Regions from separate parts of the Homo sapiens genome. Here regions 1, 3 and 4 are each linked to region 2. The links are chromatin contacts, found by Hi-C or POLR2A ChIA-PET in ENCODE. All regions are on one chromosome and are shown on one strand. The core of a region is the stretch at or near the end of the contact, and the rest is flanking DNA. Distances in the headings are between cores, read along the strand shown.

Region 1 (5,587 bases), core at 521-3,020, 860 kb after region 2:
TTATTCCAGCTCTCTTAAGTCTCTTTTATCTCATCTCTATTAACAAGTTGACAATAATGGCTCCTACCCCAGAGGCTGAGACAAATAATGTTAAAACTCACTACAATGCTTGGCACACGGTAGGTGCTCCATGGATGTCTGCTATTATTTTTTGCTTTTAATAGTAACATAATTTACATTACTAGTTATTATTATATGCTAAGCTCTGTTTTAAGTGCAGCCAAGATGAAGTTTAACTGCCTTGCCCAAAGTCAGGCAGCTAAGCAGTGGCACTGGTGGACTATGAACCCAAGCACTGGACTTTTAACCACCTCTCACTTGCATGATCCTCCAGTTGCCCTCTTAGAACCACTGTGCCTTCTCAGAGACTTCAGCTGAAATCCAACTTCTGAGAATGCTTCTAGGGTTCGCCAGAACCCGCCTTTGCTAGCCTCCCTAGGATTATCTCTTGTGACCAGCACCTTCACTGACAGCTCCAGTCTTTTTTTTTTTTTTTTGAGACGGAGTCTCACTCTGTCACCCAGGCTGGAATGCAATGGCGAGATCTCGGCTCACTGCAACCTTCACCTCCCAGGTCCAAGTGATTCTCCTGCCTCATTCTCCCGAGTAGCTGAGGTTACAGGCGCCTGCCACTACGCCTGGCTAATTTTTGTATTTTTAGTAGAGACAGGGTTTCACCATGTCGGCCAGGCTGGTCTCGAACTCCTGACCTCAAGTGATCCGCCTGCCTCGGCCTTGGCCCATAGTGTTGGGATTACTGGCGTGAGCAACCGCGCCCGGCTATCAGCTCCAGTCTTACCACGATTAGTTTTTCACGTGCCCAGCCTCAAAGACTTAAACTCTTTGCTCCCTTACGGAGATACCCTTTCCTTCACCTTGCTTGCTCCCGTTGACTCCTCAAGAAACCTTTCTTATGTCGGGCGCAGCGGCTCAAGCCTGCAATCCAGCACTTTGGGAGGCCGAGGCGGGCGGATCACTTGAGCCCAGGAGTTCGAGACCAGCCTCGCTAACATGGTGAAACCCCATTCTACTAAAAATACAAAAATTAGCCGGGCTTGGTGGCGCGGGCCTGCAGTCCCAGCTACTCGGGAGGCTGAGGTAGGAGAATCGCTTGAACCCGGGAGACGGAGGTTGCAGTGAGCAGAGATCGCGCCGCTGCACTCCAGCCTGGGAGACAGAGCGAGACTTGGTCTCAGAAAAATAAAACAAAACAAAGAAAAACAAAACTTTACTTGACAACCCAACGACCACTACCACTACAGCCGCCCTAGGACTCCCGCTCTCTGAGGTCCTACAGCACTTCGCATTTCCCTCAACGCCGCACTGAGAACTCTGCATTGTGTACTCGTCTGTCACCAATCTGCGAGTTACAAAGCAGAGACTAACTTATTTGGTTTAGCATTTAATAGGCACATAATCAACATTTACTGTTCAATTGAAACAAAATTAAAATTGGGCGCTGTCTCTATCTTTATTTGTGATCGGCCCTAACTGCACTGGCAATCTTTTCCGTTTTTTTGTTTTCTGTTTTCCATTCGCATGCCCCTTAGCGTACCTGGGGCTCCGGCTCCTTTACAAATGAAACCCAAAGTGCTCCGCAAGCACAGCCAGCGAAAGCGAAAAACTCTGAAACGGACAAGATGGCTGCCACCTCTTCGCGCCTCTTAGTCCCACCCACTCAGGGCGGAGGTCTGCGTCATGTGACCCTCCCCTTCTTGGCTCCGCCTCCTACCGCAGTGCTTGACGGGAGGCGGAGCGGGGAACGAGGCCGTCGGCCATTTTGTGTCTGCTTCCTGTGGGACGTGGTGGTAGCCGTTGGGTTGGGAAAGTGAGGGATTTTTGGCCTCGTTTCTCCTGCTTCTTTTCTCCTCCCTTTTACTTTGCCGGTAGAACACAGTTATGGGTCGCAAGAAGAAGAAGCAGCTGAAGCCGTGGTGCTGGTATCCTTTGTCGGTTTGAAGTCGAGGTCGCGTTGGGGTGCCGGTTGTTGGGGCCTGGGACTAGGAGGCCTGGATTTGGCTTACGGCGTGGAGCGTTTGTATTTAGGCGTCTGCGTGGGTGGCCTGGTGGCTGGGATTGGACTTGGGAAGGCTTCTAGGAAAATGGGGTTCCGAGGTCGACAGGCTTTTGCAGTTGTGGGTCGTGTGACTCTGTGACTCAGGAGGATCTTGTTCGGTGCGAATTTTGGACTCCGGGAGGCGGCCTGGACCCCTCCGCCAGGGACAGTGTCCCCTAGGGACTATTCAGCCACCTTCCGTTGTTTTGGTGACGATTCAACAAGGGACTTTTCTTCGAGTGCGATAGGCTTATTACTTTCATGGAGGGTTGGGGACAGCTTCACAGTCTGTCACCCACTTTTTCTGTTTTTATTTACTTTATGTGTGTTTTGTGTTTATTTTTTCGAATTGGCGGTTTAGTAAAGAACCAAGTTAGTCAACCCTGGTTTCGAACCTTTTTTTTTTTTTTTTTCTTTTCGGGGCGGGAGGAGAACTAGCTTCCGTGTCTCACCCAGAGGCGCCTTAATCTTCAGGAAGCGTTCTCACAGGGCGGAGTTTCTGTTACCCAACTTTGTAGGACTAAAAAGTGCCTATCTTATTAGGAAAACTCTTACTACAGTGTGGTATTAATGCTTTTTCTGGAAGCGTTAATATTCTTTACATTAAAATTGATTTTATTTACTGTTTTGTACGTAAAGGCGGCTTGTTACAGTACTGCGTTTATGTAACAGTTTTAAAAATAGCTTAAATACGGTTACGAATTTTGTAATGTGATTTTAGGAAAATCTGAGTAGTGAGGTAAGAATTCTGTTTTATTGATGTAAGAATTCTGCTTTATTGATTTTATTGATCTGTGAATTTAAATACATTGCTTGGCAACATAAATTCATACGGAATTGGAAACAACTTTATGGATTGTTCATTCGAAATTATGTGATTATTGTTCACCATATAGTTACTCTTAGATTCTAAATATTGCTAAATTCCTAATCCAGTTATTGCTATCGTCTTCATATCTAGTGAAGTAATTGTCTTGACAGAACCTTAGGGATTTCTTAACTGAACTCTTTCCTGTCCTCAGTGTGCATTTGTAAATGTTGAAATATTTATAACAAAAGTTTCACCGACATCTCTGTTAAACACAGGAATTTGACAAAGTATATTGCTGATTATTGAGATGTGTTTTTTGGGGTGGTGAAGAGAGCTGGCCTTCTAGGAAATTGAAAATACTGAAATAACATGGCAAGTGTAGTCCCTAATTGTGTAATAAATATAAAAAGCAGAGTTTCTATACAGTACCATTTTGGTTTTAGCTGTTCCCATATTGTAATGTTATCCATATGTTTTTATTATAGGCAGTGTCATCATTAGGCTGTCTTTGTGCCTTAACAGTATTGATCAGGTATTGTAATAGAGATTTTGATGATGAGAAGATCCTTATTCAGCACCAAAAAGCAAAGCATTTTAAATGCCATATATGTCACAAGAAATTGTATACAGGACCTGGCTTAGCTATTCATTGCATGCAGGTAAGGATTTTTCTTCTGTATTTATTGTCCGCTTGTGATTTGGAAACAACTTGAAAGAATAATCTTTTTTATTTTTTTGAGTTTCGGTCTTGTCGCCCAAGCTGGAGTGCAGTGGTGCAATCTCGGCCCACTGCAACCTCTGCCTCTCGGGTTCAAGCTATTCTTCTGCCTCAGCCTCCGGAGTAGTTGGGACTACAGGCAGCCGCCACCATGCCCGGCTAATTTTTTGTATTTTTAGTAGAGACTGGGGTTTCACCATGTTGGCCAGGCTGGTCTCGAACTCCTGACCTCAGGTGATCCACCCACCTGGGCCTCCCAGAGTGCTGGGATTACAGGCGTGAGCCACCGCGCCTGGCCGAAAGAATAATCATTTATTTCTCTGACAACTGTAGTTTTGTTTTTTTTTTGTTCACTTACTTACTGCAAAAGATAAGATAGCCAATCAGCATTAAAAAAAACAAAAAATTTGTTCGATAGCCATCAAGACAATAAACAAAACTGGCTTTTTATGTTTAAAGAGGGTTTGTATTTGTATTTAGTTTGATAGTACCTTACTAGGTTAGATTGGTAACATATCGAAATCACTAAATATTTCCTGAGTACTTGGAGCAGAGAACAAGGATCAGCGATTTAGATTTTGTAGGTGGTCTGGCCTTAAGAATTAATACTTAATTAGCAGTCATTACTCACTGCCATTGAAGGATCTGTTATTATCTGTAGCTTGGGGCTAGGCTAATTTCAGCAATTTATTTATTGGACTTCTTTTGGAATGGCAGCATTGTACTTTTTGCTTTTGTTTTTAAGAGATGGCCTTGCTCTGTGGCCCAGGCTGGATTGCAGTGACATGGTTATGGCTCACTGCAGCCTCATATTCCTGGGTTCTAGCCGTCTTCCTGCCTCGTTCTCCCAAAGCCCTGGGATTATGGGCATGAGCCATTGTGCCAGCCCAGAATTGTATTTCATTTAATAATTTCTAGGTTTCGGCTGGGCGCGGTGGCTCACGCCTGTAATCCCAGCGCTTTGGGAGGCCAAGGTGGGCGGATCACAAGGTCAGGAGTTCAAGACAGCCTGACCAACATGGTGAAACCCCATCTCTACTAAAGATACAAAAATTAGCCGGGTGTGGTGGCATGGGCCTGTAATCCTGGCTACTGGGGAGGCTGAGGCAAGAGAATCATTTGAACCCTGGAGGCAGAGGTTGCAGTGAGCTGAGATGGTGCCACTGCATTCCAGCCTGGGCAACAGGGTGAGACTCTGTCTCAATAATAATAATAATGACAATAATTTCTAGGTTTTTAAAGTTCTTTTAATAAATAGCGAGAGCATTGTAATTTATATTTTTTAAGATCTAGTAAGTACCTTCATGTCTCATTCAACATTATTCTACTTTGCTTAGTCCTAGAGCTGTCTGAATTTTTGCTAAATTAGACCTTACAGAAATATGAGATGAGCAAATACCAAATCATTGGAAACTACTATGGGTGGGAGGTAGGGAGACGTGATTTCTCCAGGTTTAAAGATAAATTTATATAGATCCTTTTCACTCCAGATACTTTAACAATAATTTAATATTCATTTTAAAATGTTGACCAGATGTGGTGGCTCACGCCTGTAATCCCAGCACTTTGGGAGGCCGAGGCTGGTGGATCACCTGAGGTCAGGGTTTCAAGACCAGCCTGACCAACGTGGTGAAACCCCATCTCTACAAATACCAAAAATTAGCTGGGCATGGTGGCAGGCACATGTAGTCCTGGCTACGGGGGCGGGGGGAGGGCTGGGGGCGGGGGGCGCGAGGCGGGTGCTGAGACAGGAGAATCACTTGAACCCGGGAGGCAGAGTTTGCGGTGAGCTGAGTTTGTGCCACTGCACTCCAGCCTGGGTGACAGAGACTCTGTCTCCAAAAAAAAAAAAAAAAAAAAAAAAATTGTTAGAGAACCTACTACATGTTAGACTCACAGCTGTTCACTGTTGCAGCCATTAGTTACATGTGGCTATTTAAAATGATATAAATATCTAAATGCTCAGTTTCTCTGTCAAGTAGCTAACTTATATTGGGTAGTG
Region 2 (6,521 bases), core at 1,144-3,643:
CAAGGGCCCTGAGGTGGGACGGTGGCTGGCATGCTATGTCTGTCCACAGAACTACAAGACAGGATGTGATTGGAGAGCAAGCCAGGGCTGGGGGGACAGGGGACAAGCTCAGAGAGATGGGGGACCACCCAATGCTGTGACAACCCAGAATCCCAGGAGGAGGAGGAGAGGGGACTGACAGTACAAGTGAGACTAGAAATCCACAGGCACGAGCTGCCTTCCATTGCTCTGCCCTTCTCAGAGCCTCCGCGTCGAGGGGATTTGGGCATTGAGGCATTTCTGGAGGACAGGCTTCTGTGGCCACTGCTGCCACAGACTTCCCTGCCCTCAGCTTGAGTTGGGTCAGACGAGCCTGTCCATGTGAACGTGGAAACATTTCCTGCCAGACTATGCTGTTGCCACCACACGAATCAAACCAGCAAAGGGCACGCCGGCGATGTGCATACAGCTGTGTCTCTGACAGCTGCCTGGGCCTGCCTGCTGTTCCCACGGGTCAGCTCCTGTCGGGTAGGGACAGGTCCTGCTCTCAAGGCTCATAAAGCAGCCAGCAGCCTGCCCGTGTTTTCCGTACTCTGGCCTGTGTCACCCAGGCTGTCTCCTCATCTCTTGTCTGATCCTCAAGGGTTCCCTGGCCTCCCTCTTCACTCCCTCTGCCTGTGGCAGGCAGCAGCACAGTTCTATGGGGTCCTAAGGACCCCAGGGAGTCACTCCCACATTTGAGCAGCAACTTTGGGTTTAGTCTGTCCAGGTTAGGGCCCCAGATCATATATATGTGTGTACACACACGTGTGTTTGCGTGTCATGCGGCATTCGGATGGGGCATCCTGTTCATCCACCCCCCTGCTATGGGGTGGCTGAAGGTTGGGGTGCCCTCTGAGTTTTTGGTGGGTGGGGCTTCAGCAGGGTGTCTTGGCTACCTCTCCTGGCCAGCACATGTTATCCTGGGAGGATTTGTAGCTTTGGGCCTGACCACGGTTCCAAGCACCATGATCTGGAGCCCACACTGGGTGGCAGGCTGCAGAGAAGGTGCCCCCAGAAGCCTGGACTGCACCCTTATCTGTTTTCATTTGGAGCTATTTTCTCATTATCTCATGCCAAGTGTCTGACTACACATGGCAGTCCTTCCCCAAGTGTTTGCAGCTTCATCATAATACTGTTAATTGAATGGAATTTGTCATTGGCCAGCTTCTGTGGACCCCATTCAAGGCTGAGTGGATGCTGGGGGCGCCCAGCTGGCCTTGCTCAGAGGGGTCCCGAGCGTCTTGGTGCTTCAGGAGCTGAGCCCCCCTCAAGAGCATTGATGACAAGAGCTCAGATTCTCAGAACCCCCCTGAGCACCCAGACAACCTTGGTGGTTACTTCTTCACTTTTTCGCATGACCTGGAAAGGAGATGAGACGGGGAGGAGAACATAGGCAACCAGAAGGACGTGCAGCCTACAAGGGTCGTATGAAGGTCAGAGGGGTGGCTGTGATGGCCCAGAGCTGTGGGGTCTGAGTGACCTCCAGCCCAGAACCGCCCAGCAGGCCAGTGCTAGTCATGCCAGCACTTCCAAACCCACTTCTTGACTGACCTTAAGAAATGGGAAGTTTTCCAACTGTTGGTCACATTTTTAATTGATCTAACCTGCTTCATCTTCCCAGACAAGTGGGTTCTTTCCCAACAATGTAAACATTAATTCAGATGAAAACAAAGCTCTGTAGAAGTTATTAATATCTGTGGCTCTGCTCATGGGAGCCTTTCTCTTTTGAGGTACCAGAAAGAGGAAGGCCTAAACAGAACTGGAGTGTGGGAGAGTGGGCGGGCTCTCTCTCTTTAGTCATCTGTGGTCACCCCCCACCCCCCTGCGCTGTGCAAGCCTGATACCATGGAAAGGGAACCCACATTTCAAATAGCTGCTGCTGCTCCGGTGAACTTGGGGTAAGGGAGCTGAGGGGTGTCTACCCTCTGCACCAGACTCAAGTCTCCCTCCTAGAATAGGAGCGAGAATAGCAGCAAGTCCCTGCCCCCTGCTCCCTCGTTTTCCTGGAAGAAATGCCTACCTAAGACACAGACACCTGCATCCCACGCTTTGTCACCCAATGCCTGTTTCCTTAAGGAGAAAAAATGGGCGCCAGAAAACTTCTAGGTCTAGATCCTGGCTCTGTTGCTCGCTAGTTGTGGAACTTTGGACAGGCGACCTCACCCTTCTGATTTCACTTTCCCTGGCCTCACTCTTCACTCCCTCTGCCTGTGGGCAGGCAGCAGCATGGTTCTGTGGGGTCCTAAGGACCCCAGGGAGTCACTCCCACATTTGGGCAGCAGCTTTGGGTTTAGTCTGTCCAGTTTAGGGCCCCAGATCGTATATGTGTGTGTGCACACACGTGTGTGTTTGCGTGTCAGGCAGCATTCAGATGGGGCATCCTGTTCATCCACCCCCCTGCTTTGGGGTGGCTGAGGGTTGGGGTGCCCAACAGGTAGAATGGGGTTGATAATAGCACCTGCCTCGCAGGGTGATGGTGAAAATAAAATGAGCCATGGTGATTTAAGATGCCCAGTCTAGGTTCTGGCCTTTACTTAGTTGACACTCGTGGACGGTTAGATGGTTAGAGAGGCAGGCCAGTTTAGTACCAAAATGCCTTCAGAGTCAGGCTGTCTCTGGGTTCAGATCCTGGCTCTGCCCCTTGCTATTGGTGGAATCTTAGACAAGTTATTTAATTTCTCTGTGCCTCAGCTTCCCCACCTGTAAAACGAGGATGAGGCTAGTACCTCCCTCACAGGGTTCGTGGTAAGAGGATGAGGCTAGTACCTCCCTCACAGGGTTCGTGGTAAGGCTCAAATATGTAAATGTATGAAAAGCACTTAAAACTGTGCTTTGGGGTGAGCTGTTATTCTTAGTTCCTGCAGGCTTCAGCTGGTTTGATTGTTGTGACTAATAACCTTCGCACCTAACAGAATGTCTTGCCGGGGAGTGTCATGGCCCAAACAGGAAGGTGGCAGCGGAAAAACTCCATTACTCAAGGGCCTTTGCAAGAGAAGCAAAACTCTACTTCCTCAGCTTCTGTGGGTTTTTAAATCTTTTTTTTCAATTTTAATTTTAATTTTTTTAAAAAAAAAGTAGAAATGAGGTGTTACTATGTTACCCAGGCTGATCTCGAATTCCTGCCCTCAGGTGATCCTCCCACCGCGGCCCCCCAAAGTGCTGGGATTACAGGCATGAGCCTCTGCACCCAGCCAGCTTCTGTGTTTTTAACAAACCTTGCTCGGGCTCTGCAGATACAGATTCTGGGTCTGGGGTGAAGTGACTAGCATTTGTGTGGCAGTCTGTGAATGAGATGTCAAGCAGCTTCCGAGGTAACAGACTTCTCCCCAGGTTCAGTGAGGGAGACTGTACCTAGCCTGTCCTTCCAGAGGCTGCTCACACTGCCAGGCTGTGGCTGGCCTGCCAAGGGGAGGATGGCCCTCCACACCTCGGCCCACCTGCCCTTCACCTCCAGCCAGGGCCTGCCTGTCCATCCACCTGTGCCTAGCTGGAAAAGCTGGCTTGGAGCAGTGCTGCCCATCTGCCACTGCCAGCCCCCAGCATCTGCCTTATTAAAATGCTGAGGCTCTGGCTGGCCACAAGCCCCAGGAGATTTGGAGAAAAGCCAGACAAAAAGGTGCAGGCTGTGCCACCGCCCAGCCACACTGGGTGACTGCCCTTGGTAGTTAACCACAGAGTCATCCAGCTTGGCTGCCCAGAGGTCTATAGCTCCACTCAGGCGAAGCTGGCTAGCCTGGCCTAGCCTGGCTGGTTAGGTGGGCAGGACAGCCTCCACTTGACTGATTTTTTTTTTTTTTTTTTTTTTTTTTGAGACAGGGTTTCGCATTTCTGCCCAGGCTAGAGTGCAGCGATACAATCTTGGCTCACTGTAGCCTCGACCTCCTGGGCTCAAGTGATCCTCCCACCTCAGCTGCCTGAGTAGCTGGGTGCACCACCACTCCCGGCTATTTATTCATTTGGTAGAGATGAGGTCTCACTATGTCACCCATGCTGGTCTCAAACTTCTAGGCGCAAGCAATCCTTCCACCTTGGCCTCCCAAAGTGCTGGAATTACAGGCATGAGCCACCATGCTTGACTCGTCTGACTGATGTTAGGCAACCTTGAATTGATGGTCTCCTGGTGAAATGAGGGTTCTTGTTGACAAGGCAGGTCTGGCCAACACATTTTTGTATGATTATCTGCACGATTGCATCAGTTATTAGCAAAGAAGGATTTTATAGCAGCAGGTGTGTGCTCATGTGCTTGTGTGGAGTTGTTGACTGCCCTTCACTGCACACACACAGTCTGCGGAACTGTGACTGAATCCCTGTTCCCTACTCACACTTACATGGTATTTTCTGGGATTCTAAGGCACATTCTTTTTTTCCTTTCCTTTTTTTCCATTTAACATCTTAAATTGGAATGTGTCGCACATTTGCGGATTATTATAATTTGACAGCGCCTTTTTCTTGGCATACTTGAAATAACGGTGCATTGTAAAATCAGAGGTGTCTCAGATTTAATGAAATAGAAACTAGGTAACCTCTGGGGAACTTATATAATTTGTCCAGTTCCTCCAAGGATGCAGGTGGAGCCACCTTGTAGTGGTGGCAGATTATATGAGGGGACCCTGATGTGGTTCAAGGGGACAACCTTGGATTGGGCTTAGATTCCAGCTTTATGGCTCGCCAGCTGTGTGGCCTTGGCAAAGTAGAGCGACCTCTCTGAGCCTCGGGATTTTCCTCCCACCACATATGAATCGTGGCTCCACAGTTGTCATGGCTGTGTGCAAGGCAACATTCCCTGTTTCTCTTGCTGGGTATCATCTAAGGTCTGCCCCGTTCCATCTGGGTTAAGAGGGAAAATGAGGGCTGGGAGTGGGTCACTGGCCTTCCCAAGGGAGCAGAGGGAAACTGGTGTTCCAAGGGCTTCTTGACTCAGTTTATAATCCTTGGACATTACTCTTCTTCCCTCGTCCTTCTCCCCCTTTGCCTGAGTTTTCATTTTCACATGTGTTTCCTTTTAGCAATTTTCTTTCAAATCTCTCCTCTCCCTTTCTGTAAAGTCTTCCCACATGTAGCCTCTTTGAAGCTCCCTGGGGTGGGAAAGGGGAGGAGGGCTCTGCCTGATGGCCTGGATGGCACAGACCTCAGAAGCCCAGTGTGCTGTGGTCCCTGCAAGCTTCAGCTCAAGTCCAAGTTCTGGTACCATCAGCGTTGCTAACTGCCATTCCTGTGGCTGCAGGGTCAGCCTGAGTCCACTCCAGTGCACAGTGTTGTCCATGGGGTGCTGGATGTCGCATCGCTGAGAGCATTTGGTATTCTCTGTACCCTCCTTGCTGCGTTAAAATCAGACCTGGTTCAAATCCCAGCCCTGCGACCTTTCACGAATTACTTAACCTCCTTGAACCTGTGTATTCTCATCTAAATAGTGGCTGATGCACAGAAATACCTGGCACACAATAGGTGCTTAGCAGATGCGTGCTTTCCTTGTTCTCAAATGTTTAAGACCCCTTTGTGGACAGGCACGATGGTTCATGCCTGTAATCCCAGCACTTTGGGAGGCCAACGCGGGCGGATCACCTGAGGTCAAGAGTTCGAGACCAGCCTGACCAACATGGTGAAACCCCATCTCTACTGAAAATACAAAAATCAGCCCGGCGTGGTGGCAGGCGCCTGTAATCCCAGCTACCTAGGAGGCTGAGGCAGGAGAATCGCTGGAACCCGGAAGGCAGAGCCTGCAGTGAGCCGAGATCATGCCACTGCACTCCAGCCTGGGCGACAGAGCGATACTCCATCTCAAAAACAAAACAAAAAAAAAACTGCTTTGTGCTTGTTTAGGTGTTAAGGATCTCGGGGAGTGCCAGCCAGTGGCACTGCTCCTGAGACAGACGGAGGAGTTCTGGGCAGGGGGCAGTGGCAAAGGCACAGGGGCCTGTGTGAGCAGGATGTGTCAGGGGCCCCGTCCTTCAGGATGGCTGGGCTGCAGTGGGGTGAGGCAGGACGGAGAGAGAGGAGGAAGAGTGGTGGGGTGGGCACCCAGTCGGCACCTACAGGGGTGCACATGACAAGGCTGCACAGGGTCTGGCTGGAGCAGTACAGAGGGTTAGGTGTGGGCTGTTCATGGAAGTCGGGGCTGAGTTGGGGAGGCACCAGGAGACAGCCACATGGGGATGTCTGGGTGACAGTGGCCCCCAAGCAGGGGCTGAGTGTGCGCTGCTGGCTAGAGGGAGGCTTTAAGAGCAGGTGATGGTTTTAAACCTTGTTTTCCTTGGAGATCTTCTCTCTGCCCCCTCCCTCTTGAGATTCCAATGAAAGCCAGTAGCCCAACCTCCTCAGTTTTGTGTGTAGTGTCAGAGATTCGAAGCCCCCTCTTTGATGAGGTGGTGCTTATGCCCCCTGTGCATAAGAAGCAGCATGTGCTGAGGCATTGGGGTGGGTAAAGGTGCCCAGGAGCCTGGGGTACTAGGGAAGGGGAGAGGCAGAGCATGTCCTGAGGCTGAGACCTGCTGGAAGGGGCT
Region 3 (5,667 bases), core at 1,351-3,850, 670 kb before region 2:
CATCTGCCAAAAAGATATAAAATCAGCAAGTAAAAAATACAGACGACAGGTGGCATCCCTTCCTCTCTGCTCTTCTCATGCTTCTCCCATGCAAAATCCTTGACTAAAGTGCCATATATTTTACAGTTATTCTGAAAATGACTGGAACCCTAAAAATATCCAAACCACCAAACAAAAGCAGCTGCTTACTTTGATAATATTTTTGTACCATAGACCTTCCTTAAAATGCAAGTTGACAGAGGACTTATGCCACAAACCCAAACATGCACAATCCACTAGAGTTAGCTTCGAGAGATGCTGTTGTAACTGCCACTGGCACAAAACACATTCCCAAAAGAGACTCACACTCACAAAAGAGAACTACATTATTACTCAGTCTAGTCAGAAGGCAATGTCATCAGGAACCTAATTGTGATCGATGTTCATTTAGTGTTTTCTGTCTGAAGCCCAAGACAATGGGCCTCAAAAACAAAACAAAACAAAGCTCATAATAAACTAAACCACAGAAAAGCATGTCCTGTATTTAAATTGTTGGATATAAAATTGAAAAAATACAGGTTTGAAAATTGAATACTGAACCATCTAGGGTGTAATCACGATTTTTTTTAATGCATCCAATATCAAGAGAAATTAATTACTCCCAGGTGCTAAACTCACTCATTTAGTGTCAACTCTGATTCTTAATTGCTAATACAAAAACAATAATCATGGTCATATAGAATACATCTTAACTGACTGAAATGTTAGATGGTATTTTAATATCTTTCTTTTCATACAATGTCTTACATCTAGAGTCCCTATTTCAAAATAGCAGAAGGAATAATGCAGATATTTTCAAAGAGAAATAGAGATGAGTGCATTGAAAGGCCTTGAAAAGTATTCACCAAATCAGCATAATCATATCTAGATTCTGCTTCCGGTTTCGCCACTAAAATGCAAATGATGTCTGGCCTACACTGGCTTTACAAATATTTTTAAATATATAAAACCCGGCCGGGCGCGGTGGCTCACGTCTGTATCCCAGCACTTTGGGAGGCTGAGGCAGGTGGATCACGAGGTCAGGAGTTCAAGATCATCCTGGCCAACCTGGTGAAACCTCCTCTCTACTAAAAATACAAAAATTAGCCGGGTGTGGTGGCGCAGACTTGTAATCCCAGCTACTCAGGAGGCTGAGGCAGGAGAATCGCTTGAACCCGGGAGGCGGAGGTTGTTGCAGTGAGCCGAGATAGTGCCACTGCACTCCACCCTGAGCGACACAGCCAGACTCCGTCTCAAAAAAAACAGATTATATATATACATACTTATATATGTTTGTATATGTTTTATATATATATATAAAACCCAAAACATGTTGAGTCGTTAATGATGAGAATATCCAAAGACACTGTTAGCACAGCACTTTTCTACCATTTTCAGGTTATATGCAGCAAGGAAGTGCTAAGACGACCAACTAGATTAATATCAAGTATGACCCAGAGAAATTCAGATGGAATCCCACTCACTCAAAAAGCACTTATTAAGCAGTTGCGTTAATAGTACTCTGAAGATTATCCGTCCTATCGCCAATTGGCAGCGGGTTATATCTTTTTCTATATATATTCGAGGGTATAGAGAAACCATATGGCTTTCCTGTATCTTTGATAACTCTTGCCCTGTGAAACAGATAACTGCACCACTTGAAATTATATTTAGCTTTTCCTTTCAGCACTCCTCTCTTAAAATCTATTTTTCCATTTCTCTATACCTTTGTATTCCCTCTCTCAAGGAAAAGGAAATCATTTTCCTTCTGCTCTTCCAACATAGCTTCACCTTCACCTTAAATTTTAAACCTTCTAGAACAGGATTACTCTAAATGATTTTTTAAAAAGCATTCAAGATCGTATGACATATTATTCAGGCATTAACCGCATTTATTGTCAAATGCTACTGCTTCTCAATCCCTACCTCTCCCTCACTCTCGCCCCTTAGTCCTCCCCTTCCAATATCCATTTTGTCTCCACTTTCAGCTCTCCCAGGTCACTGTCCCACCTCTTCCTCAGGCTCTCTAAAATCAATGCCTCCCCGCCTACCCACCGCAGGTTTTTTACCAGTCTCCTCCTCCCCCGACTCATCACTACCCGCATGACCCCCTCGGATTCTGCTCTGGTCCCTCACTCTCCCAAACTTCGGAGGCCACCGCTACTCCCATCGCTGCCCCACAGTTTAGTGAACGCTCCTCACACCCTCCCTCCACCCCCAAAACTTCCCCTTACGACCTCCCCAACTCCCACCTTCCCCGTTCCCAGACTCCATTAGGTCTCCTTTCAAATGAATGCCTCTTCCCTACTCCAGAGTTTTCGGACAGTCCCACCCCTCAAAGCCCTCCCAGCCTTCGCCCGGCATCCGCGCCACCCCCGGGCCCACAGCGCCCCTGTGGGTGTGGCCCTCCGACCTGCCTCCGCGCCTCACGCAGCCCCTCAAGCCGGTGACCCAGCTCCCGCCGGTAGCTCTGCGCTGCCTCCACGTTCTCGCGGGCCTCCTGCAACAGCAGCTCAGGCTCCAGCTCCATCGCCCCCCTCATCTGGCCGCGCGGCCGGCGAAACCTAGCGCGGGTTCCCGACTGCACCGGGCGCCTCCAAGCGGCCCGGCGCGGCCTCGCGCAGGCGGAAGCACCGCCCAGCCCCGCCGCCCCATGCCCCACGACGACCTTGATTGACGGGCGCACGGCGGCGCCTCGCGCGGGTGGCGTCCGGGTCCCAGCGCCGCCCGCCCCGCGGCTCACCCCGCCTCTTCCGTGCTGCGGCACAGCGCCGCTGGTTGGGCCTCCTTGGGAAACGTGCTGAGGCCTGGCAAGGTTGATAACCCGCACCTTGCCAAGTGCTTCTCACAGCTCATCGCATTCTTGCCTGACCTTCAGCCCTACCTGTATCTCCATTGCTCAGATGAGGAAATTGAGGGATAAAGGGGGGAATCGGCCGGGCGCGGTGGCTCACGCCTGCAGTCCCAGCACTTTGGGAGGCCGAGGCGGGCGGATCCCTTGAGCTCTGGAGTTCGAGACCCAGCCTGGGCAACACGGCGAAACCCTCTCTCACCAAAAATACTACTACTATTACTATTACTACTACTACTACTGCTACTACTAGCAACACGTAGTGGAGCACGCCTGTGGTCCCAGTGGATCGCTTGAGCCCGGGGGCCGAGGCTGCAGTGAGCTGTAATGGAGCCACTGCACTCCAGCCTGGGCGACAGAGCGAGACCCTGTCTCTAAATAAAAAATACTTTTTTTTAAATTAAAAATTTTAAAAAATAGCGAATCGACTTTTCCAAGCCGCAGAATTTGAGCCCAGATCTGATGACAAAAGCCCTGGTCCTTAAGAGCAGAGCAGGCCTTAGGGGAATTTACTAAGACCCAGGTGTCAGCGGGGAGCAGTGGCTCACGCCTGTAATCCCAGCACTTTGGGAGGCCGAGACGGGTGGATCACTGAGGTCAGAAGTTCAAGAGCAGCCATGGCCAACCTGGTGAAACCTCATCTCTACTAAAAATACAAAAATTAGCCGGGTGTGGTGGTGGGCGCCTGTAATCCCAGCTACTCGAGGGCTGAGGCAGGATAATTGCTTGAACCGGGAGGCAGAGGTTGCAGTGAGCCAAGATTGTGCCACTGCACTCCAACCTGGGCAACAAAGCGAGACTCGGTCTCAAAAAACAACAACAAAACCCAGGTGTCACCACCCAGAAGCTCGTGGACGAATGGGGGATCCAAGAGAGAGGCCCAAGAGATGACCAGCAGGACAGCAATTCTGGCACAAGTCCAAGAAGGGTGTTGGCAAGTGTTATCTGTAAGGACCGTAGTGAATAAGCTGGGCTTGGGCTTGCCAGACCGGAAGGTATCTGTCACAATAGGTGTGACTGTATGTAATAAAACCTTATGGGCAGGGCATGGTGGCTCACACCAGTAATCTTGGGAAGCTAAGGCAGGAGGATTGCTTGAGCCCAGGAGTTTGAGACCAGCCTTTGCAACATGAGGAGACCTCCTCTCTACAAAAAGATTTAAAAAAAAAATTAGCCGCGGGTGGTGGCGCCCTCCTGTGGTCCCAGCAATTCAGGAGGCTGAGGTGGGAGGATTCCTTGAGCCTAGGAGTTAGAGACCAACCTGGGTAACATAGCAAGACCCTATGTCTATAAAAATAAAAATAAATAAATAAATAAGTAAAATTACAAGGAAAACTTCCATAAAACCAGGACATGAATCTTGGTCTCATTCAACTTTGTTTTCTTAGTCTGATGGAAGGCAAGAAGTGTGTATCTAACATATCTACACTATACCCAAAAACAAAACAAATAAGAAAATTGAAGGAAATATTCTAAAACTGCTTACCCCTAGACTTGACATTTTTAGATGCATTGTTTTTAAATTTAGAGCATGAATTCCTAAAGAGTAAATGTTCTCGAGGAAACTGGTTTAGAAGTAGATGTCAGCTAGCCATCAGACAGAGTTTTACAGAGATATCTCCATGGCATCACATTGGTCCAGAACTGACTTTTCAAGTGTACCCAGAGGATTCCAGGGAACAGACTCTTGCTAATAAGACTCACAAGAAACAAACTAAGCAGCTTGCCAATTTATTTATTTACAACAGGAATATAATTGTTGAAAAAAATCACAATAGCTGGAAAATCAAGTTATAACCAGAGAGTTGGATTCAGATCAGAATACGTTGGTCATCTGGTCAGCAAAGGCTTTTTCCCTCTCCTGTCTCCAACCTCTTCTCAGAAAGCTCCTAACTGGGCTGGGTGTGGTGGCTCATGCTTGTAATCCCAGCACTTTGGGAGGCCTAGGTGGGTGGATCACGAGGTCAGGAGTTCAAGAACAACCTGACTAACAGGGTGAAACCTCATCTCTACTAAAAACACAAAAAATTAGCCGGGCTTGGTGGTGGCGCGCACCTGTAATCCCAGCTACTCAGGAGGCTGAGGCAGGAGAATTGCTTGAACCCAGGAGGCAGAGGTTGCAGTGAGCTGAGATAGTGCCACTGCACTCCAGTCTGAGCGACACAGCAAGACTACGTCTCAAAAAAAAAAAAAAAAAAAAAAAAAAAAAGAACGCTCCTAACTGTACTGGACACATAGTTGACAATTTTTTGCTCTCTGACTCCACCTTTCATTCCAGCTTTTTTTTTTTGAGACAGGGGCTTGCCTGTCACCTGTCACACAGGCTGGAGTGCAGTGACACAATCAGGGCTCACTGCACCCTTGATCTCCTGGGCTCAAACGATTCTCCCACCTCAGTCTGCCTAGTAGGTAGGATTATAGACACCTGCCAGTAGACCCAGACACTTCTTTAATTTTTTTGTTTGTTTGAGACAGAGTCTCCCTCTGTCGCCCAGGCTGGAGTGTAGTGGCACCATCTCGGCTCACTGCAACCTCCACCTCCTGGATTCAAGCAATTCTCCTGCCACAGCCTCCAGAGTAGCTGGGATTACAGGCGCCCACTACCACACCCAGCTAATTTTTGTGTTTTCTTTTTTTGTTTTTGTTTTTTTGAGATGGAGTCCTGCACTGTCACCCAGCCTGGAGTACAGTGACATGATCTCGGCTCGTTGCAACCTCCGCCTCCCTGGTTCAAGCGATTCTCCTGCCCCATTCTCCTGAGTAGCTGGGATCACAGGCACTGGCCACCACGCTCAGCT
Region 4 (6,273 bases), core at 3,610-6,109, 510 kb after region 2:
GGTTTGCAGCCTAGCAGCAATAGGCTATGCCGTATAACCTAGGTGTGTTGGAAACCCTACCATCTAGGTTTGTGTAAGTGTACTCTATGATGTTCACACAATCGGGACATCGCCAAATGACACATTTTTCAGAATGTATCCCCATCATTAAGCAATGCATGACTGTACTTGAAAATTTTAATCTATTTTTGGCCGGACACGGTGGCTCAAGCCTGTAATCCCAGCACTTTGGGAGGCCAAGGCAGTTGGATCACGAGGTCAGGAGATCGAGACCATCCTGGCTAACACGGTGAAACCTCATCTCTACTAAAAATACAAAAATTTAGCCGGGCATGGTGGCAGTGGGCGCCTGTAGTCCCAGCTTCTCAGGAGGCTGAGGCAGGAGAATGGCGTGAACCTGGGAGGCGGAGGTTGCAGTGAGCCAAGATTGTGCCACTGCGCTCCAGCCTGGGCGACAGAGCGAGACTCCATCTCAAAAAAAAAAAAAAAATTTTTTTTAATCTATTTTCAAATTTTGCAGTGATTTCATACCAACAGTTTAGCTCAGACTTAACAAAAATAAAATGAGAAAATGACCCTCTCACCATTAGCTGTCACCAGAAAGGATTTGTTACTGCCCTGAGCCTTATCGGTCAGGTCTTCAGTTATGTCCATGTGTCGGATTTCTTCATGCATTTCTTCCAGAATTTTGCAGAGTTCTGCTTCCCAATAATCTTTGTCTAGACAGTCAATTAATTCTGCAAGCTGGACCTTTGTGCTGTAGTACCAAATTTTATTTTCATTTTCATTTTCTGTATCTTCTCTGTTTAAAAATGGGGAAATACTTTATATGTTAGACATAATGCCACTTTTCTGACAGTTTCATCTACCCAGTGAAAAGTTAAAGCTTATGCACTAAAACTCAATATATGTGCTCACAAGAGATCCCTGCAGGTCTTACTCAAACTTGATTTACTCTGAGAAAGGACATCTAAAAAACTTGATACAGAGAAAGATGACCTCAAAATTCAGAACCATATGAGAGTACTTTGTGGAAGCCAGTTTCAGCTACATCTCAATCAACTTTAAGATCATCAATGTAACAATATGATGAGCCGAATGTATTTAGAATTATTTTATTTTAATTATTTATTGAGATGGAGTTTTGCTCTTGTCACTCAGGCTGGAGTGCAGTGGCGCGATCTCGGCTCACTGCAACCCCTGGCCTCCCGGGTTCAAGCGATTCTCCTGCCTCAGCCTCCAGAGTAGCTGGGACTACAGGCATGTGCCACCATGCCCAGCTAATTTTTGTATTTTTAGTAGAGATGGATTTGGCCAACATGTTCTTGATCTCCTGACCTTGTGATCTGCCCACCTCGGCCTCCTAAAGTGCTGGGATTATAGGCATGAGCCACTGCACCCAGCCTAGAATTATTTTAGAATAAAATAAATGTATTTTAGAGACAGGGTCTCACTTTGTCACCCAGGCTAGAGTGCAGTGGCACCATCATGGCTCACTGCGTACTCAGACTCCTAGGTTCAAGCAATTCTCCTGCCTCAGCCTCCCAAGTAGCTAGGACTACAGACATGTGCCACCATACCTGGCTAATTTTATAATATAGTTTAGAAATATTTCCATCAAACTGGTGTAAACGCTTTGCTAAGTTCTGGTTCTTGAAGGAGTTATCTCAAATAATATCTCATCCCTTTTCTTCGGGACAATCGAAGCCCAAAATGAAGAGAAGAGCTTCCTCTCCAGCCTAAAACTCTCCTAAGGTTCCATTCACTTTTAATGGATTTAAAGACTTCAACAGAGATGGTCACTAACTTAAAAGAAACAAGGCAAATTAATGTCTAGGACTAGATGTAGAGGAACACACATAATGGTATTTCTGTTCCCACTCAAAAGCAATTCAAGAGTATGTGTGAGGCAATTGATGACAGTGAGTCTGATTTTCCTGTTTCCTCAATGGCAAACTGAGGGAACTGAAAAAACTGGGCTTTTGGAGAGATCTGGCTTTAAATAGGCTAATGTGCTTAGAAGATATGTGGACATGGACAAAACACAACCTCTCTGAGTCTCTAAGACATTTTATTTATCTCACTTGTAAAATGAGGATATAATAAAACCTGCCTGTGTGCCACTATAAGACTTAAAAGTATAATGATGAGGCATCTACCATAGTGCCTGGGCACATTAGTGATCAATAAATGTTAAATATTATTGTTAAGGTAGTAAATGAATAAAAATTCAGCAGCATTACAGGAATGAGTCACTCAGTAATTCTGAAGAAAGAAGGGCTATATTAAATCATAGATAAAAGGATACTGGTGGAGTACCCTTATTCTGAAAATCTGAAATCCAAAATGCTCCAAGGTCCAAAAGTTTTTGAGTGTCAACATGCTGTTCAAAGGAAATGCTCATTAGAGCATTTCAGATTTTCAGATTAGAAATGATCAACTGGTAAGTAGAATGCAAATATTCCAAAAATGCCCAAAACACTTCTGATCCAAAGCATTTTAGGTAAGGATGCTCAACCTATACAGTATTCACTGACTTAACATTTTTCTTCTTGAAGCCACAGAAAGATAAATTCATTAAAGCATAAAGGAGCAAAACAGCAAATACCTGCTAATCCATTCAAAGAAGAGTTGGGTTTTTTTGGTCTATTTTGTTTAACTTTTCTCTTTTTTTTGGTGGGGGGGAGGGGGTGGTGAAGGAGTCTCGCTCTGTTGCCCAGGCTGGAGTGCAGTGGCATGGTCTCCGCTCACCACAACCTCCGCCTTCCAGGTTCAAGCGATTCTCCTGCCTCAGCCTCCTGAGTAGCTAGGACTATGGGCACATGCCACCATGCCCGGCTAATTTTTGTGTTTTAAGTAGAGATGGGGTTTCACTATGTTGGCCAGGCTAACCTCGAACTTCTGGGCTCAAGTGATCCACCCACCTGGCTTCCTAAAGTGCTGGGATTACAGGTCTGAGCCACCACACCTGGCCACCCTCTTCAAACAAAATATGAGCATTTCCATTGGCCTAGGTCTTCACCTTGTCTACTTTATTGACTTACATTACTTACCTAGTCCCTGAAGACATAACACACATTTGCCACCCTTAGAGCTCAACCAAACTGTATTGAATGCATGTATTTGGCAATTAGTGCTTGTATTTTAATTTTCATTTCACATATGTGTTCCATTTTCCTAACTAGATTGAAATAAGCCATCTCCTATTAGGTATTTTTCTTTCTTTTTTAAAAATTTTGAGACAGGGTCTTGCTCTGTCACTCAGGCTGGAGTGCAGAGGTGCAATCATGGCTCAGTGCAACATCCACCTCCCAGGCTCAAGCGATCCTGCCCCCTCACCCTCTGGCGTAGCTGGGACCACAGGTGCGCACCACCATGCCCGGCTAATTTTTCAATTTTTTTCTAGAGACGAGGTCCTGCTATGTTGCCCAGGCTAGTCTCAAACTCTTGACCTCAAGCAATCGTCCGGCTTTGGCTTCTCAAAGGGCTGGGATTGCAGGCATGAGCTATCGCGCCCGGCCAAGTATTTTTGTTTAAATTACTTTTTGGTTGTCACTTATCTCAATAAATATTAACATATGTTTACGAAACCTTTCTTTTTCTTTTTTTTTTTTTTTTTTTTTTTTTTTTTTTGAGACGGAGTCTCGCTCTGTCTCCCAGGCTGGAGTGCAGTGGCGCGATCTCGGTTCACTGCAACCTCCGCCTCCCGGATTTTACGCCATTCTCCTGCCTCAGCCTCCCGAGTAGCTGGGACTACAGGCGTGCACCACCTACGCCCGGCTAATTTTTTTTGTATTTTTAGTAGAGATGGGGTTTCACTGTGCTAGCCAGGATGGTCTCGAACTCCTGACCTTGTGATCCGCCCGCCTCGGCCTCCCAAAGTGCTGGGATTACAGGCGTCAGCCACTGTGCCCGGCAAACCTTTCTCTTATCTGAAGAACTGACCTCAACCACTCAGGGTTGAGTCCCTGTGATAAGGTTTGAGGGTGCCTGAACTGTCACCATGATTCGTCCCCTGGGCTGAGCTCAAACCTAGTGATTTGTCAGGTAAATAAATTAAGGTTATTTCCCGATAATACAGACCTGTAACACCGTGAAGTAGGTTTTAGGCAGGATTCCCTCTTTTCCACTGCAAAGGAGAGGTAAGTTCTTGCTAAGGTGGTCAGGCTCCTAGCTGGGACACTGGGAAGGTGGCGGGAGATTGGAACATGCAGTAGTTGCATTCTGGAGTTTACTGAGGCTTTCCGAGTGGGGATCCCATGCAACAGGTCTTAGGGACCCCCCTCCCTCCAGGCGTGGCAGCCCGGGGTGTGGCTCCTGGCACAGATCCGGAGCAGTTGTCATCGGAGTCAATTCAGGACTCCACTTCCAAGCTTCGGAGTTTCCTAAATTCTGGGGGCTTGTCTCCCTGTACCCCACCCCGACTAATTTTCCTCGGTCGCTGGCGCTGCCCCGTCCCTTAGGTCGCTCGGGCCGCCCCCCTCCGCGACTTTTTTTTTCTTTCTCTCGCTGCCTCTTTCAGCCTCAGTTTCCCTAGAGGGCGGGAGGGGAACGATATTTGGGGGCTCTCCTGCCTTCCTCTCCGAGCCGCGGAAGGGGAGTCGCGGGAAGGAGACCCGGCAGGCTTTGGGCTCCAGCCAGGGGTCCGCGGAGACTGTGGTCTCCGAAGGCCTTAGACGCGGGGCTTGTCAGGAGCTGCGGGCCTCTTTCAGCCGCGCCACCCGCACCCGGAGCGCCGTGCTGCGCCAAGTCCAGGCGCCCCGAGCTCTCCGCCCCCGACTCAATGCTCCCGCGCTCCCCCTAGCGGCCGCCGCGCCACCTCGCCCCCTTCCCAGGCTGGGCGGCGGCGCACCTCACGTGACCGCGCTCCTGTAGAGGGAAGAAACAAGGTGGCGGTTGAAGGCGATCTTGAGTGGGGCCCCAGCAATTCGGTTGAGCCTTCTCCCTCCACTCGCTTCCGCCGGCCGGGCCCCTCCCGCCCAGCCCCTCGGGCCTCCCAACCCGGCCCCGGCGCTCCCCACCGCCGCCACTGCGCCCGGCCCTCCCCGTCAGCTTTCCCTTCTCCCGCCGCCTGGGCTCCAACAAGAGGGGCCGGCGGGGCAGGCCGACCAAGCAGCCCGCGGCTCCCGCTGCGGAGCGCTGCGCCCCGGCCCCGCCGCCGCCGCCGCCCACGTCCGGACCCATCGGGGGCTCCCCTCGCCGATACGCGGTAGTAGCCGGGGCAGGTGGGCAGCCGCCAGGCTGAGGTGGCGCCCAAGACGCGGCTGAGCTCGCCCAGGGTGGGCAGCAGTAGCCGGAGGAAGCCACCGCCGCCGGCCCGCCCCGCGCCGGCACCAGCGCACGGGCCCGGCGGGGGCGCGGGGGCAGCCACCTAGCCCGGACCACCGCAGCCCGGAGGGCTGTCAACAGAGTGGTGTATGATGACTACGAGAGCGAGGAGGAGGAGTAAGAGGAGGGGGGCGGCGATGCCGAGGAGACCCAGGAGTCTGAGGACAACTAGGAGGATGACATGGAGGAGGACGACGATGACTCCGATTATCCGGAGGAGCTGGAAGATGACGACGAGGACGCCAGTTACTCCACGGAAAGCAGCTTCAGCAGCACTCCAGGTACCCACCCAGCGCAGTTGCTGCAGACTCATTCCCCACCTCCTCTCCCCTCCCCCCTTGCTCACTTATGTGCTGTGCATCCCGCTCCGATCTCCCGCCAACCCCGCCGACCCCTAAACTTTAGAGGGGAAATGGGAGGGCACATCAAGTGGCAAAAAACTAGATTTATAAGAGGAAAGAAGCACATTGTTCAAAATGGAGATTGCATTGTTGCAGGCCGCACTCGCTTGCTCCCCGTCCCCCCAACTCCCTTTTTTTCTCCTCAAAATTTGTGCCAGTGCAGTGTCTCCACCGGGCAGGATTGAAACTTTGGCAAACACATATCCATTGCATTCATTTTTCTCCCCTTGTTTTGGTGTGGTTTTCTGGAATGAAAGAAGCCTCTTGTTTTGCAAACCTCTTTGCATTTCTAATGTGTTTCCTTTCGGATTTTCATTATATATCTGTTCCTTAAAAGGGAATTAAGGATTTGTACAGATTGTGGCACACAGACACACAGAAAAACATGCCTGTGTTCACACCCCTAGCTGTGGTTTTTAAATTGTGTTAAGGAAACGGATCATTTTGGTTAGTAGGGGAACTTTACCTGGTCCTGTGTGTTTGTTTTTATTCTTCGAGTGCTGACGGGCTAGTGCAACAGTTGCTGGTAAATGGCTGATTAAAA

Evidence for each region. A loop is a pair of places that touch in the nucleus more often than their neighbours do. ChIA-PET counts read pairs that join two places held with the same protein, here RNA polymerase II (POLR2A). Pooled maps may share reads with other maps.
Region 1: a loop to region 2 is called in a pooled map, with 6 times the contacts of the local background. The contact joins the promoter of ZNF207 here to the enhancer-like site in region 2. A Hi-C loop is called at or near these places in 1 of 168 maps with a recorded cell type or tissue (naive thymus-derived CD4-positive, alpha-beta T cell) and 7 of 50 pooled maps. POLR2A ChIA-PET finds 5 or more read pairs at or near these places in 3 of 52 experiments (GM12878 and activated T-cell).
Region 3: a map of CD8-positive, alpha-beta T cell shows a loop between it and region 2 (5-fold over the local background). The contact joins the promoter of CRLF3 here to the enhancer-like site in region 2. A Hi-C loop is called at or near these places in 2 of 168 maps with a recorded cell type or tissue (CD8-positive, alpha-beta T cell and naive thymus-derived CD4-positive, alpha-beta T cell), 3 of 37 single-sample maps with no recorded cell type and 11 of 50 pooled maps. POLR2A ChIA-PET finds 5 or more read pairs at or near these places in 3 of 52 experiments (activated CD4-positive, alpha-beta T cell, activated T-cell and naive thymus-derived CD4-positive, alpha-beta T cell).
Region 4: a pooled map shows a loop between it and region 2 (4-fold over the local background). The contact joins the promoter of LRRC37B here to the enhancer-like site in region 2. A Hi-C loop is called at or near these places in 5 of 50 pooled maps. POLR2A ChIA-PET finds 5 or more read pairs at or near these places in 3 of 52 experiments (CD4-positive, alpha-beta T cell, Panc1 and WTC11).

The regions. Positions count from the first base shown.
Region 1 is chr17:32,348,387-32,353,973 of GRCh38, forward strand. ZNF207 (zinc finger protein 207) reads left to right here and starts at 1,771. Exons shown (of 12, transcript NM_001098507.2): 1 at 1,771-1,940; 2 at 3,400-3,526. The coding sequence starts at 1,900. It overlaps MIR632 (microRNA 632), which reads left to right and starts at 1,723; the gene lies at 1,723-1,816. It also overlaps a transcript of C17orf75 not described here. RefSeq lists enhancers at 1,221-1,340, 1,511-1,860, 4,028-4,537.
Region 2 is chr17:31,491,563-31,498,083 of GRCh38, forward strand. All of the region lies in intron 3 of RAB11FIP4 (RAB11 family interacting protein 4), which reads left to right. Among named protein-coding and RNA genes, the nearest start is that of MIR4724, 40 kb to the right of the region's middle. Within about 2 kb of position 2,394, at least 16 of the 41 ENCODE cell types and tissues checked have a DNase peak (open chromatin) inside an H3K27ac peak, as active enhancers do; they include CD4-positive, alpha-beta T cell, CD8-positive, alpha-beta T cell and GM12878, where a contact is called at or near this core.
Region 3 is chr17:30,822,092-30,827,758 of GRCh38, forward strand. CRLF3 (cytokine receptor like factor 3) reads right to left here and starts at 2,601. Exons shown (of 8, transcript NM_015986.4): 1 at 2,432-2,601. The coding sequence starts at 2,560. RefSeq lists a silencer at 2,513-2,892 and an enhancer at 2,600-2,894.
Region 4 is chr17:32,002,524-32,008,796 of GRCh38, forward strand. It overlaps LRRC37B (leucine rich repeat containing 37B), which reads left to right and starts at 4,860. Exons shown (of 15, transcript NM_001321350.2): 1 at 4,860-5,609. LOC124903972 reads right to left here and starts at 5,184. Exons shown (of 4, transcript XM_047437248.1): 1 at 4,853-5,184; 2 at 4,084-4,182; 3 at 585-802. The coding sequence starts at 5,184. RefSeq lists an enhancer at 3,861-4,783 and silencers at 4,826-4,875, 4,916-5,265.